Linked DNA regions of Homo sapiens: regions 2 and 3 are each linked to region 1. A link is a contact called in ENCODE Hi-C or POLR2A ChIA-PET data. All regions are on one chromosome and are shown on one strand. The core of a region is the stretch at or near the end of the contact, and the rest is flanking DNA. Distances in the headings are between cores, read along the strand shown. Region 1 holds the start of INTS14 (integrator complex subunit 14). Region 2 overlaps IGDCC4 (immunoglobulin superfamily DCC subclass member 4). Region 3 overlaps DENND4A (DENN domain containing 4A).

Evidence for each region. Hi-C counts contacts between places; a loop is a spot of excess contacts on that map. ChIA-PET counts read pairs that join two places held with the same protein, here RNA polymerase II (POLR2A). Pooled maps may share reads with other maps.
Region 2: a loop to region 1 is called in a map of chondrocyte, with 4 times the contacts of the local background. The contact joins the enhancer-like site here to the promoter of INTS14 in region 1. A Hi-C loop is called at or near these places in 1 of 168 maps with a recorded cell type or tissue (chondrocyte) and 10 of 50 pooled maps. POLR2A ChIA-PET finds 5 or more read pairs at or near these places in 3 of 52 experiments (A673, WTC11 and activated T-cell).
Region 3: a map with no recorded cell type shows a loop between it and region 1 (3-fold over the local background). The contact joins the enhancer-like site here to the promoter of INTS14 in region 1. A Hi-C loop is called at or near these places in 2 of 37 single-sample maps with no recorded cell type and 2 of 50 pooled maps. POLR2A ChIA-PET finds 5 or more read pairs at or near these places in 3 of 52 experiments (GM12878, OCI-LY7 and activated T-cell).

The regions. Positions count from the first base shown.
Region 1 is chr15:65,608,360-65,613,183 of GRCh38, forward strand. INTS14 (integrator complex subunit 14) reads right to left here and starts at 2,772. Exons shown (of 12, transcript NM_001394796.1): 1 at 2,739-2,772. It also overlaps a transcript of SLC24A1 not described here. RefSeq lists an enhancer at 2,690-2,849.
Region 2 is chr15:65,399,147-65,403,970 of GRCh38, forward strand. IGDCC4 (immunoglobulin superfamily DCC subclass member 4) reads right to left here. Exons shown (of 20, transcript NM_020962.3): 4 at 3,205-3,341; 5 at 1,660-1,800. Among named protein-coding and RNA genes, the nearest start is that of IGDCC4, 21 kb to the right of the region's middle. Within about 2 kb of position 2,153, at least 6 of the 41 ENCODE cell types and tissues checked have a DNase peak (open chromatin) inside an H3K27ac peak, as active enhancers do.
Region 3 is chr15:65,758,746-65,763,569 of GRCh38, forward strand. DENND4A (DENN domain containing 4A) reads right to left here. Exons shown (of 33, transcript NM_001320835.1): 2 at 2,615-2,693. Among named protein-coding and RNA genes, the nearest start is that of DENND4A, 31 kb to the right of the region's middle. Within about 2 kb of position 2,631, at least 3 of the 41 ENCODE cell types and tissues checked have a DNase peak (open chromatin) inside an H3K27ac peak, as active enhancers do; they include GM12878, where a contact is called at or near this core.

The DNA.
Region 1 (4,824 bases), core at 1,522-4,021:
ATCTCAAAAAAAAAAAAAAAAAAAAAAAAATTTATACAGCTGGAATTATCTCATGAAATTGGGTAGAAAAGTCAAAATGTACAAATGGAGTTATTCAAAATTATGGATTGAGAATTAGCATAAAGAAAACATTTTGGTGCTCAAAAATAAAAAAGTTTACAGATACACAGACCTGCTCATGGGTATATAGCCTGCTGCTACTCTATTATTAAGCAAACTGTAGGCTACTGACATGATGAAATATCATAAAACTATAAATAAATGACATATGTACTACAGATATCAGAAATACTTATAGAAAGCATTAGTAACTGAGAAAAGCAGGCCCCAGAACTGTATTATACACTGCTTACAACTTCATAAAAATCATAATGCAAATATACAATTAGAGAGATTAGGTGGATATAAACAGGTTAGAAATTTAATGTTCACAACTTTCTTTTTTGGGATTAACTTCAAAACATTTAACAGTAGCCAGATTACTTGTTTAAGGATGGTGCCCAGCTGCAAATGTGTCATATTCTAAAATTCCATTTGTTCTTTTTTGTTTTTGAGACGGAGTCTTGCGACATCTGTCGCCCAGGCTGGAGTGCAGTGGCGCGATCTCCGCTCACTGCAAGCACCGCCTCCCGGGTTCACGCCATTCTCCTGCCTCAGCCTCCCGAGTAGCCGGGACTACAGGCGCGAGTAGCCAGGACTACAGGCGCGTGTCACCACACTCGGCTAATTTTTGTATTTTTAGTAGAGATGGGGTTTCACCACATTGGCCAGGCTGGTCTCGAACTTCTGACCTCGACATTGGCCAGGCTGGTCTCGAACTTCTGACCTCGTGATCCACCTGCCTCTGCCTCCCAAAGTGCTGGGATTACAGGCGTGAGCCACCGCGCCCAGCCAAAATTCCATTTGTAAGTAGGCTGTTTCGAACTCAGAATACACTGGTTCATGGAAACAATGTTTACAACTCAGGTTGTAAGCATAGGCGTAAAAGAAGAAACTGAAAGTTCCTGAAGGATGGTTCACTCAAGCAGTATAGGCCCGACTGAAAAAAAAAAAGTGAGGTCCTGCACAATATTGGTTCAACTACACTATATTAGACCATAACATACGCTCACTAAGGGCAGGGACCATGCCACATTTTGCCCATGATGTCTCCTCAAAACTTATCACAGTAACTGGCACATAGTAGGTGCCCAACAATTTGATAACAACTGATGAACTACCCCTAAATCACCAGATATACCATATATTATTTAGCAAAATACATTATAAATGTTAACTCTGGACACCAGAAACACATTTCCTCTTCTCCTCATTCAAGCAGACATATGGGGGACTCCCTCACGTCTGCCCAGCTCCTGTGGTAGTCCCATTCATGCAGGGAGGCCTTTTTACAAGTTGAGGATCATGAGGAGTACTGCCCTCACCTCTTAGGAGAATGGGAGGAAACAGTTTACACAGACTTAGATCAAATACAAAAAAGCACTTTCAGCCCGTGAAATCTGCTGTTGACAGTGATGACAGCTGGCAGTCTTGCCTTCTCTGAAGACACCTCTGGAGCTGGCTCTTTCTCCCAAGTGATGCATTTGTGTCGACTCCCAAATGCACCTCATTAACAGTTACAAAGTCGTGGGAGATCAATTTAGTACTCAGGTTGGAGTAAAGGAGGGAACTGAAAGTTCCTGAAGGATAGTTCACTCAAGCAGTATAGGCCTGATTAAAAAAAAAAAAGGCCAGGCACGCCTTTAATCCCAGCACTTTGGGAGGCTGAGGCGGGCAGATCACCCGAGGTCAGGAGTTCGAGACCAGTCTGACCAACATGGTGAAACCCCATCTCTACTAAAAATACAAAAATTAGCCAGATGTGGTGGCGTGCGCCTGTGGTTCTAGTACTTGGGAGGCTGAAATAGGAGAATTGCTTGAACCCAGGAGGCAGAGGTTGCAGTGAGCCGAGATCGCGCCACTGCTCTTCAGCCTGGGCGACAGAGCGAGACTCCGTCTTGGGTGGGGGGGAATCCCTGCCCACCACAGTCTACCAATTTTGTGAGCACAACACTATGTATTCCTCACTTGGGTGGATTCTGAGCCCCCAAGTCTCCCACCCCCACCCCCTTCCCACGTGTACTGTTCAAACAACTAGGGCTCTTCTTTCTCAGGAACAGTCTGAGAAATAGGCCCTAGCCACCTATTTGGCCTTGAATACCAAGTGTCCATCAGCTAGACGTTTGTAATTCTTCCCTGAAGGTGATAATTAGCTCATTCATAAAGAACTGATTCTCAGCAGTCTCGCTCTCAAAGCAGGATTCTACCTGAATTTCTAGTGCCTCACCTGCTCTTTGGCTTTCCCGTCAGCCTCCGGGAGTCCCTCCCCAGTTCTCAGATATAATTTCATCTCTAAAAGTCCAGACTGAAAATCACATCTGGGAGATGTATTTTTACCTTAAAAATCAGTCAAGAAAATGTGGGATCTGGAAGTCTCTCTTGGAAAGAGGGGGCAGAGGGGAGCTGAGCAGAGGGCGAAATCGTGCAGTTTACGCGGAGCTGGGGACCCCGAGCCTCAGAGCGAGGGGAGGCCGGGAGCAGCGCCCCGGAACTGGCGCCTCACAGACAGCGCGGGGCGGCCGCCACGGTGGCGGGAAGGCCAAGCGCTGGCCCTGGGTTGTTCTTCACCCATAACCCCTTCACCTGTAACCCCAACAAGCAGCGAAAGGCAGTCCCGGGCCCTCGGCCTCCCCACTCACCCCGTGCCCATCGCCGGACACAGTCCGTCGGCATAAACTTTCCGTCGGCATAAACTTTCCGTCCGCGCGCCACAGCCGGAACTATAAGGCCGCGCGACAGAAGGGAATCCGGCGCCTGCACTCCGCGCTGGGCGGGGCGGTCCTTGGAGAGCTTCAGGGTCGCCCGGGCAGGGTTCTGGCTCATCCCGGAGGGACGCTAGGGGGCGCGGCCTCTCTTCGCGATGGCCAATCCGCGGCCACCCCTCTCCTCCCACAAATCCCCAACTTCTCTCGAGCCTTGGCTGGGTTTCCTGCCGTGTCTCTCTGCATTGCCCTGAATCTCTCCCCATTCTCGGGCTCTTTCCTTCCCCTTCTGCCCCACTGACCCATGGGCCTCACCTGGCCCGGTGACTCTGTGTCCGCTTCACACTTTTGTCCCCTCACTCCCCTGGGCCCCGTCGGTGCACGAGCCCAACCCTTCCTGCTATTTTCCTCGTCACTCTTTAGCCCCCTCTCTCGTATCCTCTGAACCGGTTGACAGAATCCTCTTCCTGTTCTTTTTAAACTGCAATTCCTGAACTACAAATCCTGGCCGGGCGTGGTGGTTCAGGCCTGTAATCCCAGCACTTTGGGAGGCCAAGGTGGGCGGATCGCTTCAGGTCAGGAGTTTGAGACCAGCCTGGGAAACATGGTGAAACCCCGCTCTCTACTAAAATACAAAAATTAGCCGGGCATGGTAACGAGTGCCTGTAATCCCAGCTACTTGGGAGGCTAACGCACGAGAATCTTGGGGGGAAAAACCCCAAAACTGTAATTCCTGGCTGAGGTATGCTTTGTATATCCTTCTTAGCTGACCTGAGCCCAATTTACCTCAAGACTTGGCCTCTTGGTCTCCTCAGCCCAAATGCTCACTTTATTTCCCCTATCCCCTCTTTGAGGGAAGCAGAGGGCCCTCGTTCCTCTCACCCTGGACAAGGCATGCGTGCTCAGATTTCCCTGTAAGGCAACATGGGCTCTTGCCTGCCACTCTGGCCACCTGGTGTCTCCATTGTAGTCTGTGCCTCAGTGAGGTCCTTAAGAGGGCAAGAGGTGACTTTCTTTCTAACCATGTAGGGAGCCAGGGAATCCCAGCTAGAGATAGGCTTAGATGGATGCCAGCAGGCCCCTGGGTAGTTACGGTTCAAAGAACAATGTGGAACCACATAGGTTACAAAGTGAGTACAGAAAGGCCTCTAGAAGGCCTCAGGCATTTGCCTTTTTCTTTTAGCTGATAGGATGGGGCGAGATTAGGAGATGGGACGAGGAAGGAGGATGCTTTGAACTGAACAGACAAATCTGTCTGACTTCTCACAGCTTGTTATGTGGGAGATTGTGGGGCCAGTTGCTTGTAGTTTTTTCCTGTCCCTGGGAATATCCCTGCCAGCACTGGGGCCAGGGCCCTGCAGACTGCCCTATTTGCTTCAAAACTTCTTTCCCCAACCTGGCTGATCTCACCATGTCAAGACCTAGTTATGCTTGAGCAGGCATTGGGCTCCAGGTAAGTAAGGCTGCAGCCTGATAACTTAGTCATGATTTCTAATCTTGCCCTATTGGGAGGGATGTGGCCAAGAATGTGTGGGTAAGCAAGTGTCTAGTTACCCCTAATGTGACAACGACTTAGCCATAGGGTTACTGTCCTCGTGGTAATTCTGGCTCAGTTGCAGGGTCTGATTCATTACCTTACCCAACCCTAAAGCTTAAGTTAGTTCACTGATGGATGATCAAATCTTGTGACCTAGTTCTTCTGAATAACAGGCTTTGGGAGACTTGGAAAGCAAAAAATCAATATATTAAATTGATGATAAAAGGCACAGCTACCAGGAGGACTGTGTTACTTAGGGCAACTAGTTTGTTTGTTTGTTTTTCCTCCTTAGTGGAATCCCATTACAAATCAGAAGGTTGTTCAGTGACTATAACATCAGAGAACATCAGCACAAAGGTTAGAAGGTTTTAAAGGGGGTGTCTTTCAAGCCATCACTGGCTGATGAATTTCTTTTCCCCACTCAAACGACCCTCAGCATTTGCGTGTTTCCACACACACATTAAAGGAAATCAATAAATAGTTTCC
Region 2 (4,824 bases), core at 903-3,402, 210 kb before region 1:
AGTCATAGGTAGTAGAGCTGAAGAGCACACTTTCAGTTGGAGCACCGGGCGCAGTGACTCATGGCTGTAATCCCAGCACCTTGGGAGGCCAAAATGGGTGGGTTGTTTAAGCCCAGGAGTTTGAGACCTGCCTGCGCAACATCTAGAAACCCTGTCTCTACAAAAAAATACAGGCATAGCGGCACATGCCTGTAGTCCCAGCTACTCAGAAGGCTGAGGTAGGAGATCACCTGAGCCGGCAAAAGTTGGAGGCTGCAGTAAGCTGTGATTACACCATTGCACTCCAGCCTGGGTGACAGGCAAAAAAAAAAAAAAAAAAAAAAAAGATTCCTGGAACACGACTCTCCGGGGTGAAGAAAGGAGTCTGCAGTTTTAATAAGTCCCCTGGGTAACCCTGATGCATAATCAGGAATTAAGAAATATTGACATTAGAACTTCTAGGTGATACCACAAGTTTATCCCAGTAGTACAAGGGTCCTGCTGGCCCCCTAAGTAGGCAAGTGTCACAGGTCCAATGAGGCAGTGCAGGTCAGATAGGTGCGAAAATGCCAGCACTGTTCTATTTTATCAGCTCATTGGTGGGTACATATTAATAGTTGTTCAATTTATTTTCTTTAAACTATATATATTCGTGATATACACTTTTGAGTATGAGATATAAACTTATATTTTTAAAGATGTATAGAGTAATAGAATGAGTTGGGGAAAGGGGTAAAAAGAACTGGATTTAAAACTTACTTCTGCCATCAACTTGGGACAAGTCACTTTTTAACAACAAATGGAAATAAAAATAACCCTTGCTTTCTTTTTACAGGACTGTAGGAACTGGCATACCAAAAAGAGAACAGACTTGAAAGCTTGGGTCCCAGCTCTTCCACTGCCTCTCTGAGCCTCAGTTTCTTCATCTGCCCACTGGGAATAATAGTTCTGGCCCCTCCTCTCCCCAGAGGGCTCTTGGAGGCTGACAGGAGAACAGGTGTGAAAGTGCTTAGGAGACTGCACAGTGAAATTTGGCCCAGCACTGGCGTTACCCTGATGGCATCTCCAGTCACTCAGTGGCACTTCTCACTTGTAGCCTGATACTGTCAGACCTCTCTTCATAGATGTGTGTTTTCTCTCCCTCACTAGACGATGAGTTCAGAGGGCAGGGTCCCTGCCTCTCTGTGTTTTGTTCACTGTGCCCAGTATGATACCAGTCACACAAAGACAGCAGTATGCTGGGGTGGACCCAGAGCTTGCCTTATAGTTGCACGGACCAACAGAGGGGTCTGGTTCCACCTAACTCACTGGCTGTGTGGCACCTTCCCAGCTCTCAAGTACTCACTTGTAACACCGTTGTGAGGAACAGAAATATGTAATTATGGTGGAGAACCTAGCTCAGCACCTGGCCTCAGGAGGGCTGCAATAACCGTTCTGTAAGTGGCAGCTTGGAAGTGCTTTTGTAAAGCACATGCTACACAGAGTGACAAGGAAGTCTGTCCAGTTCCCCACGCAGCTCCGACCTTGACCACCACACCCAGCCCTGGGAAAGGAGTTCGTGCCACACCAGAAGGTTCGTGACCACTGGGTCGTCACCCATACATCCCCCTGACTTAGGGGCATGTGAGATGCCACATCCCTCCCTTCCCATGCCCTCCTTCTCCCACCCCCTCCACTCACCTTGTCGGACCCAGGACACAAAAGGGGTGGGGTCAGCTGAGGCCACACATTCCATCACCACACTCTGGCCAGACACCACTGTGGTGTTCTCTGGGGCTGCCACAATGACCACGTCCTGCCCCCTGGTGGACGCCAGGGACCCTGGCGAGAAGACAGACCAGCAGGCAGCCTTACCATTAGGCATTTGCCATGCGATACCTCACCTGAGTCTCACAGTAACCTGGTGAGGTGGTACCGGGGACAGCAGCAATGATTCCATCTGTCAGATGGGGGACGTAGCCATAAAATTCAGCAGGGCTGGGACTGGACCTCTGAGCTGTTTCTTTTAGAGCCAGAAGAATTGCCTAGGCTTCAACTCAGCACCAGAGAAATGATTAGACAGACCCACACCTACCTCCATTCTTCCCTCCCAAATGCAACCCACCATCTAGGCAGAGGACTGTCAGGGTCATGGGCAAAGCACCAGACTTGGAGTCAACAGTTATAGTTTCTAGTTCCAGCACTGCCATTAACGCACTGGGTGACCTTTGGCAAATCCCTTCTCCAAAAGGCCTTGGATTTCCCAGTGGAAAAGGCAGACAGTGGGCTTGAGTTTCTGCCTGTGCGGCAGTTCCCTAAACCCTGATTTCCTGCCAAGTTCTTTGTGTGACCCTGGCCCCCTGGGTGGAGTGGTGAATATCTGGATTGTCCAGCAGGTGGAGGCAGATACCCCTTGAACAGAAGAAAGACGACACCAGACTGGGAGCAGCCTACCAGCTAAGCCCAGAAGGAACAGGATGGGGACGGGGTGGGAGTGCAGAGAGTGGGTGGGAGGTGGGAGGGATGCATGGCAAAGGGAAGCAAGGGAGGTGCCCCTGGGGGAGGCTTGAAGTGAGATCTGTTGAGCACCTGCCAGGTGCCAGGCACTTTCCATTCTTATCTCAAGGACTCTTCGAGCCTCTCTGAGCTGGGCATTTGATAAGGAGCCCAGGGTCATGCAGATGGTGAGCAGAGAAGGCAGGATTCAAACCAGGTCTTTCCAACCCCAAAGACTGTGCCCTTCCTAATCCATCACACTGGGGCAAGAGCTTTTCAAAGAAACGAGTAAAGGATAAGAGCACTAGGCCACAGGTAGCCAGATTTGCAAGGCACAGAAAGCAGAGAGGGACGAACCCCCAGTGCCTGGACCCCTCAGTGACTATAGAAGGGCAGGAGAGAAAGGGGCAGGGAGCAGGGCTTCCGGGCACTGACACCGCCTCAGATGCCTCGCATCCCCACCTCTGTCCCCAGCCTTCGACACTGCATCCAACCAGAGGGCACACAGGCTCTGCATGAAGAGAGGAGCCCTGCCCTTGGAGTCTGGGGTCTTGTGTTCCAGCCCAGTTCTTTCTTCTCTGGTTTGCTGGGTGGCAGTACCCTCTCTGGGCTTCATCGCCTCACCAGTCAATGGGACTAACATTTATCACCTACTTGAAGGCAAGGCCTGGACCCCTTGAGGTCCCTCCCAGCTCTGAGGTGGCTGGTTCCAGAAACCCCCAGGTTTCCCCACCCAGCCAGCCCCCTTACCTCTGTGGGCCACACTGAGTAGGGCCTCCTGGCTGAAGTGCTGGCGAGCTGAGTTGGTGGCCACGCAGCGGTAGGGGCCTGCATCACTCTCCTGAACATCCAGGATCTGAAGGACGCCGTTGGGAAGCACGATGAGCCTTGGGAAGAGGGGAGCAGGCAACTGTGAGGTGGGCAGGGGGGCCACAGGGAGGGTGGCTCATGGTAAGATAAATGCAAATTAAAACTCTAAGATACCAGGCTGGGCGCAGTGGCTCACGCCTATAATCCCAGCACTTTGGGAGGCGAGGCGGGCGAATCACATGAGGTCGGGAGTTCGAGACCAGCCTGACCAACATGGAGAAACCCCGTCTCTACTAAAAATACAAAATTAGCCGGGCGTAGTGGTGCATGCCTGTAATCCCAGCTACTCCGGAGGCTGAGGCAGGAGAATCGCTTGAACCCGGGAGGCGGAGGTTGCGGTGAGCCAAGATTGCACCATTGCACTCCAGCCTGGGCGACAACAGCAAAACTCCATCTCAAACAAACAAACAAAAACTCTAAGACACCATTTTCACCTATTAGATTGGTGAAAATCAGAAGGCTTAATAACACTCCGTGTGGATGAGGGAATGGAGGAAGGCACTCCTGCCTCGATGGTGGCCCTGCCCATACACCATCTGTCCAGGGCAAGTTGGTGATATCTCAACATCAAAACTTCTAGGGCTCTATCCCACAGATACTCTCAGATGTGTGCACAAGAGCATGTGTTAAACGATATTCACTCCAGCACTGTCTGTGATAGCAAAAGGCTGGAAACAACCCAAGTGTTCATCTGCAGGGTGGGAACTGGCTAAATTTGTTTGGGTACATTCGCACAATGGAATGTTAGGCAGCTGCTAAAAAGGAGGCAGCTCTGTGTGTGCTGATAGAGGGCCATCTCCAAATGTGTTCTGGTACAAAACAATATGTTTGGGGACATGTAGGCTTCTGTGCTTGCGTATACATTCAATGTTCCTGGTAACAGTGGTTGTCTCTGGGGAGGGGACCTGGGATCCAGGGGACTGAGGGTGGGAGGGACTGACTTTTTATTATATATCCTTGTATACAGTTGGAATTTTATTTACCCCTTGCCCATACTACCTTCTCCCTCCCTTAATAAAATACTCTTTATTCACACTATCTCATGTGACCCTTAAAACAAGCCCAAGACATAGAGGAGGTCACAACCTCCATTTTACTGGTGAAAAATAGGAGGGTATTTTCCCAGGATCTCACAGGTGGAGCAGAGTGAAAACTCGAACCCAAGTCTTCTGGTGCCAAATGTCATATTTGTCCTACCTGCCTGTCTCGGCAGCCATTGGATGGCTGAGAATGCCCTTGGAGAGGACGTGGTCTCCAAGCAGACCCAGCCAACACGTATGTTACTTAGAAGGGGCATGATGGATGAGGGTGTTCCCTGCCCTCTGGGCTAAAGAAATAGAAAGGTCCAGAGACCTTACTTGAGAAACGATGTAATCTGGGATAGGGAGGTCTCCATGGGGGTTGGGGTGGTGGAGACCAGAGTGGGCTCCGACCTAAGGAGGGGGTGAATGGGTCCCTCGGAATCCTCCAACTGGGATCCCTACAGGGTCAGCTCCAGGT
Region 3 (4,824 bases), core at 1,381-3,880, 150 kb after region 1:
AAAGAAAAGATTCCATGGACAAATAAATTAGGTATACACACTATAGGTCTCTTTGGATACTTACTATATATATAAAAATACTAAATCCTCAGCAGTCTTTTGATAAAGGCAGCCGATAAACTTTGCTTAACTCAGGATTTCCCAAGCCTATTTGAAAAATGAACCACATTTTCCCACTTAACAACTAGAAACAACCCTAAGAAAATGCTAGTTTACAGTAAACAATCTTCCCTTGTAGACCATAAAATCTCAGGGCAAAGACATTCTTACGTAGTATATACTTGTTTACAATATAATTATTAACATTTTCATCAAAATCCCAAAACTCATTTAATTTTCTATATTGCTAATGTCATCAGTTTTCAGAATTCATGACACATTTCTTGGAATCTGTATTCATCACTCAAATATACTCTAAGTATTCCCACTATTTTCTTTAAAAATGAGACTAGGCCAGGCAAGGTGGCTCACGCCTGTAATCCCAGCACTTTGGGAGGCCGAGGCGGGTGGATCACAAGGTCAGGAGTTCAAGACCAGCCTGGCCAATATGGTGAAACCCCATTTCTACTAAAAATAACAAAAATTAGTCAGGTGTGGTGGCATGTGCCTGTAGTCCCAGCTACTCGGGAGGCTGAGGCAGGAGAATTGCTTGAACCCAGGAGGCGGAGGTTGCAGTGAGACAAGATCGCGCCACTGCACTCCAGCCTGGGCGACCGAGCGAGACTCCATCTGGAAAAAAAAAGGAAAAAAAATGGGACTAAAGAAGATTAAATGTTTCTACTTGTTTTATTTACATACTAATGGCGCCTATGCAGCAATTTCCTTACATATAGGATTTCTACATATAATAAAGGGCTTAACCTTTTCAGAAATGCCTCCTAGATGGACACTTAAAAAGAAAGTGCTAACAATCTGTTCTGAGAAGACTGTTAAATGCTGACTTATCACCCTCAGCTCGTTGCATATAACAAGTGCTCCAAAAAAAGAGCAGTTTTACCCAATTGACCATCTATTTATTTAAGAAAGTTGCAGAATAACAAAAGGACTTTTGTGTTTAACTTTTTTTCTCCAGTTCATTAGTCTTTGAAAACAATTTTTAAAGGGCTGCATAGTATTTTATTTTATGGATATACCATTTTTGACCTATGTGCTTACTGTAGATCATTTATTACTTCTACTTATTTTGCTAATTTTTTTTAAAGGGTACAATGAATAATCTTGATAAACCTCTGGACACAACTCTAGTATTTCTTCAGGATACATTTGTTGAAATAGAATTATTAGGTCAAAGGTTATATCAGCCTTTATTTATGTGCTTTCGTGTGTACATGAATTTTATATTATAAGCTCTAAATACACATAACCTTAAAAATTACTCTGGTAAAGTATTTTCATTCCATCATAATGAAGAAACTAAAACATCCTCCTTTTTCCTAGATGCTAACTTTATGTTATTTAAACTAAAGCATGGCCAGGCGTGGTGGCTCATGCCTGTAATCCCAGCACTTTGGAAGGCCAAGGCGGGCAGATCACTTGAGGTTAGGAGTTCGAGACCAGGCTGGCTAACACGGTGAAACCCCGTCTCTACTTAAAATACAAAAAATTAGCGGGGCATGGTGGCGCACGCCTGTAATCCCAGCTACTCAGGAGGCTGAGGCAGGGGAATTGCTTGAACCTGGGAGGCGGAGGTTGCAGTGAGCTGAGATCATGCCACTGCACTCCAGCCTGGGCAAGAGTGAGACTCTGTCACAAAATAATAAATAAATAAATAAATAAACAAACTAAAGCAGGCAAACTAAAGCAGATAGTCACTATTGCATAAAATAGTTTTATGTCTTGCTACGTAGAAAGAAGGGTAAGAGGCCGGGCAGAGTGGCTCATGCCTATAATCCCAGCACTTTTGGAGGCCGAGATGGGCAGATCACTTGAGGTCAGGAGTTCAAGACCAGCCTGGCCAACATGGTGAAACCTCGTTTCTACCAAAAATACAAAAATTAGCCAGGCATGATGGTGCATGCCTATGATCCCAGCTACTTGAGAGGCTGAGGAACAAGAATCACCTGAACGCTGTAGGCAGAGGTTGCAATGGGCCAAGATCAACGCCACTGCACTCCAGCCTGGGCAACAGAGGGAGGCTCTGTCTCAAAAAAAAAGCGGAAACAGAAGAGATATAGTACTATCATGAAAACATATATTTAATAAGTTTTTTTGAGAACTACCACCTTATCCTTGGAAATAACTAGCTATTATAAGTAAATATTTGAGATAAATTTATTCATAAAATTCCTTTTCATTAGTTCTTTTGGGTATTTTTCACAAAATTTAATAATTTGAACTCATTCACAATAGAACGCAGGAAATAACTACTAAAAGGGAACCGTATACTTCACATTGAAGATTTTGTCTCTAATAAATGGTGTTGAATTAATTGTGATCCAAGGCACATCCTGAGACATCTTTCAATGAATTATTTTGTATCATTTGTTACCCATAATTATTACATGGAGAATATATTCCAAATTATTAAGACTTCTGGAAAACTAAGGTTTCACTGTGTTTAACACAGGAAATAGCTAACTGAAACAAATCAAAATGAAAGCCAAAAACTACTTACACATTACCGAAAGTTTCTCTCTGAAAAAGATGACAGATTTCAATGTGTGAACTCCGCAGCCTCAGAGTTTGAGAAATAACTGTATTGAAAACAGTAAGAATTGGACTTAAATTCATTCCAATCAAATATTTCCCCCAATATGCCTGTGGATACTTAAAGTTCTGTTAACAGTGATAATTACTAAACTGATTGCATTTATTGTTTTCTTGTGGTTAAGAGCCAATAAGCAATTTTTAAAAACAAGATTTCAGTAAAGAATAAATACATACTTTAAAAACAAAACATGCTGAAGAGAGGCAATGAGAAAAAAAAAGAAAAAACTAGCAGATAAGGGGGAAAAAAAGAAAGCAAGAAGAATAAATAAGGGTACAAAAGAGGAAATGTGTACAGGGCAAAGAGTGTGAGAAAGAACAACATGACTATTTCTGGGGCACTGTACAGAGCCTCATTCACAGGGGAAAAATGTATACATTTAACATAATTCAAATATAGACTCAAGTAACTTCCATATAAAAAAAAGTTTCAAAGAAGTCAATACCCAAAAGTACTTTCCCTTTATTACAAATTTCAAAGATACTACAGTCAGCCTTCTGTATCCATGAGTTCCACATCCATACCATGGATTGAAAAGATGTTTTTTGTTGTTGTTATTGTTGTTGTTTTTGAGACAAGAGTTTCGCTCTTGTTGCCCAGGCTGGAGTGCAGTGGCTCGATCTCGGCTCACCGCAACCTCCACCTCCTGGGTTCAAGAGATTCTCCTGCCTCAGCCTCCCGAGTAGCCGGGATTACAGGCATGTGCCACCATGCCCAGCTAATTTTGTATTTTCAGTAGAGACCAGGTTTCTCCATATTGGTCAGCCTGGTCTCGAACTCCCAACCTCAGGTGAGCTGCCTGCCTCGGCCTCCCAAAGTGCTGGGATTACAGGCGTGAGCCACCGCACATGGCCTGAAAAGATGTTTTTCAAAAACAATAAAAATAACAGACTGGGCTCAGTGGCTCACGTCTGTAATCCCAGCACTTTGAGAGGCCAAGGCAGGAGGATTGCTTAAGCCCAAGAGTTCAAAGCCAGCCTGGGCAATATAGTGAGGCCCCCATCTCTAAAAAAAAAAGAAGAAAGTTAGTGCCAGGCAGGGTGGCACGTGCCTGTAGTCTCAGCTACTCAGGAGACTGAGGCACGAGAATCACTTGAGCCCAGGAAGCTGAGGCTGCAGTGAGCCCTGATCACACCACTGTGCTCCAGCCTGGGTAACAGAGTAAAGCTCTATCTCCAATGAATGAATGAATGAATGATACAACAAAAAATGTAATACAAATTTAACAAAATAATTCGGTATAACTTTATATAGCATTTAATTGAATTAGGTATTATAGATAATCTAGAGGTGATTTAAAGTATACAGGAGGATGTGTGTAGATTATGTGCAAATACCACACCATTTTACGTAAGGGGCTTAAGTATATGTGGATTTTGGTATCCATCGGGTGGAGGTTGGGGGTATCCTGGAACTAATCCATGGAGGATACCAAGGGGCAAATGTACTTACATAGAATCATTTATATCAAATCTCACCAAGGAACCAAATTCTTCTGAACAAGAGAATAAGCAATGTCATATTACAGAATTCAATATGCCAGTATCTTATTTTTTTAAATTAAGTAATTTAGTAACTTGTAATTATGAGTCATTTTAAACACTAGATGGAAAGATGATGCCACCGACAAAGTCTTAAGAGTAGAGCCAGACCAACTGTATTGTACCAAGCACTATAGGTTAGCTTTAACACTGGACACATGCACACACAAAATGAAGTTCAGTAAGAGTCAATAGCTTCTGCGGGGAAACAAGCACAGAAATCATAAGCACCTCAAGAGGAAGAAACCACAGCTTTAACCAACATGGAATATCTACTAACAACCAGGAAACAGGAGCAGCTACACCCAGACACAAGATTCATCTAACTTGGTTAGGTCCTTGACATGTGTGTGTCTGTGAGAAGTGGAAGAGAAGGGGGTAAGGGCATAAACTGAGTCAAGAATTTAATAAACACCAGGTACAGTGGCTCATGTCTATAATCCCAGCACTTTGGGAGGTTGAGGCGTGTGGATCACTTGAGCTCAGGAGTTTGAGACATGGCAAAATCCTGTCTCTACAAAAAATACCAAAGTAGCCAGGTGTTGGTGGTGCAGTCCTGTAGTCCTAGCTCCTTGG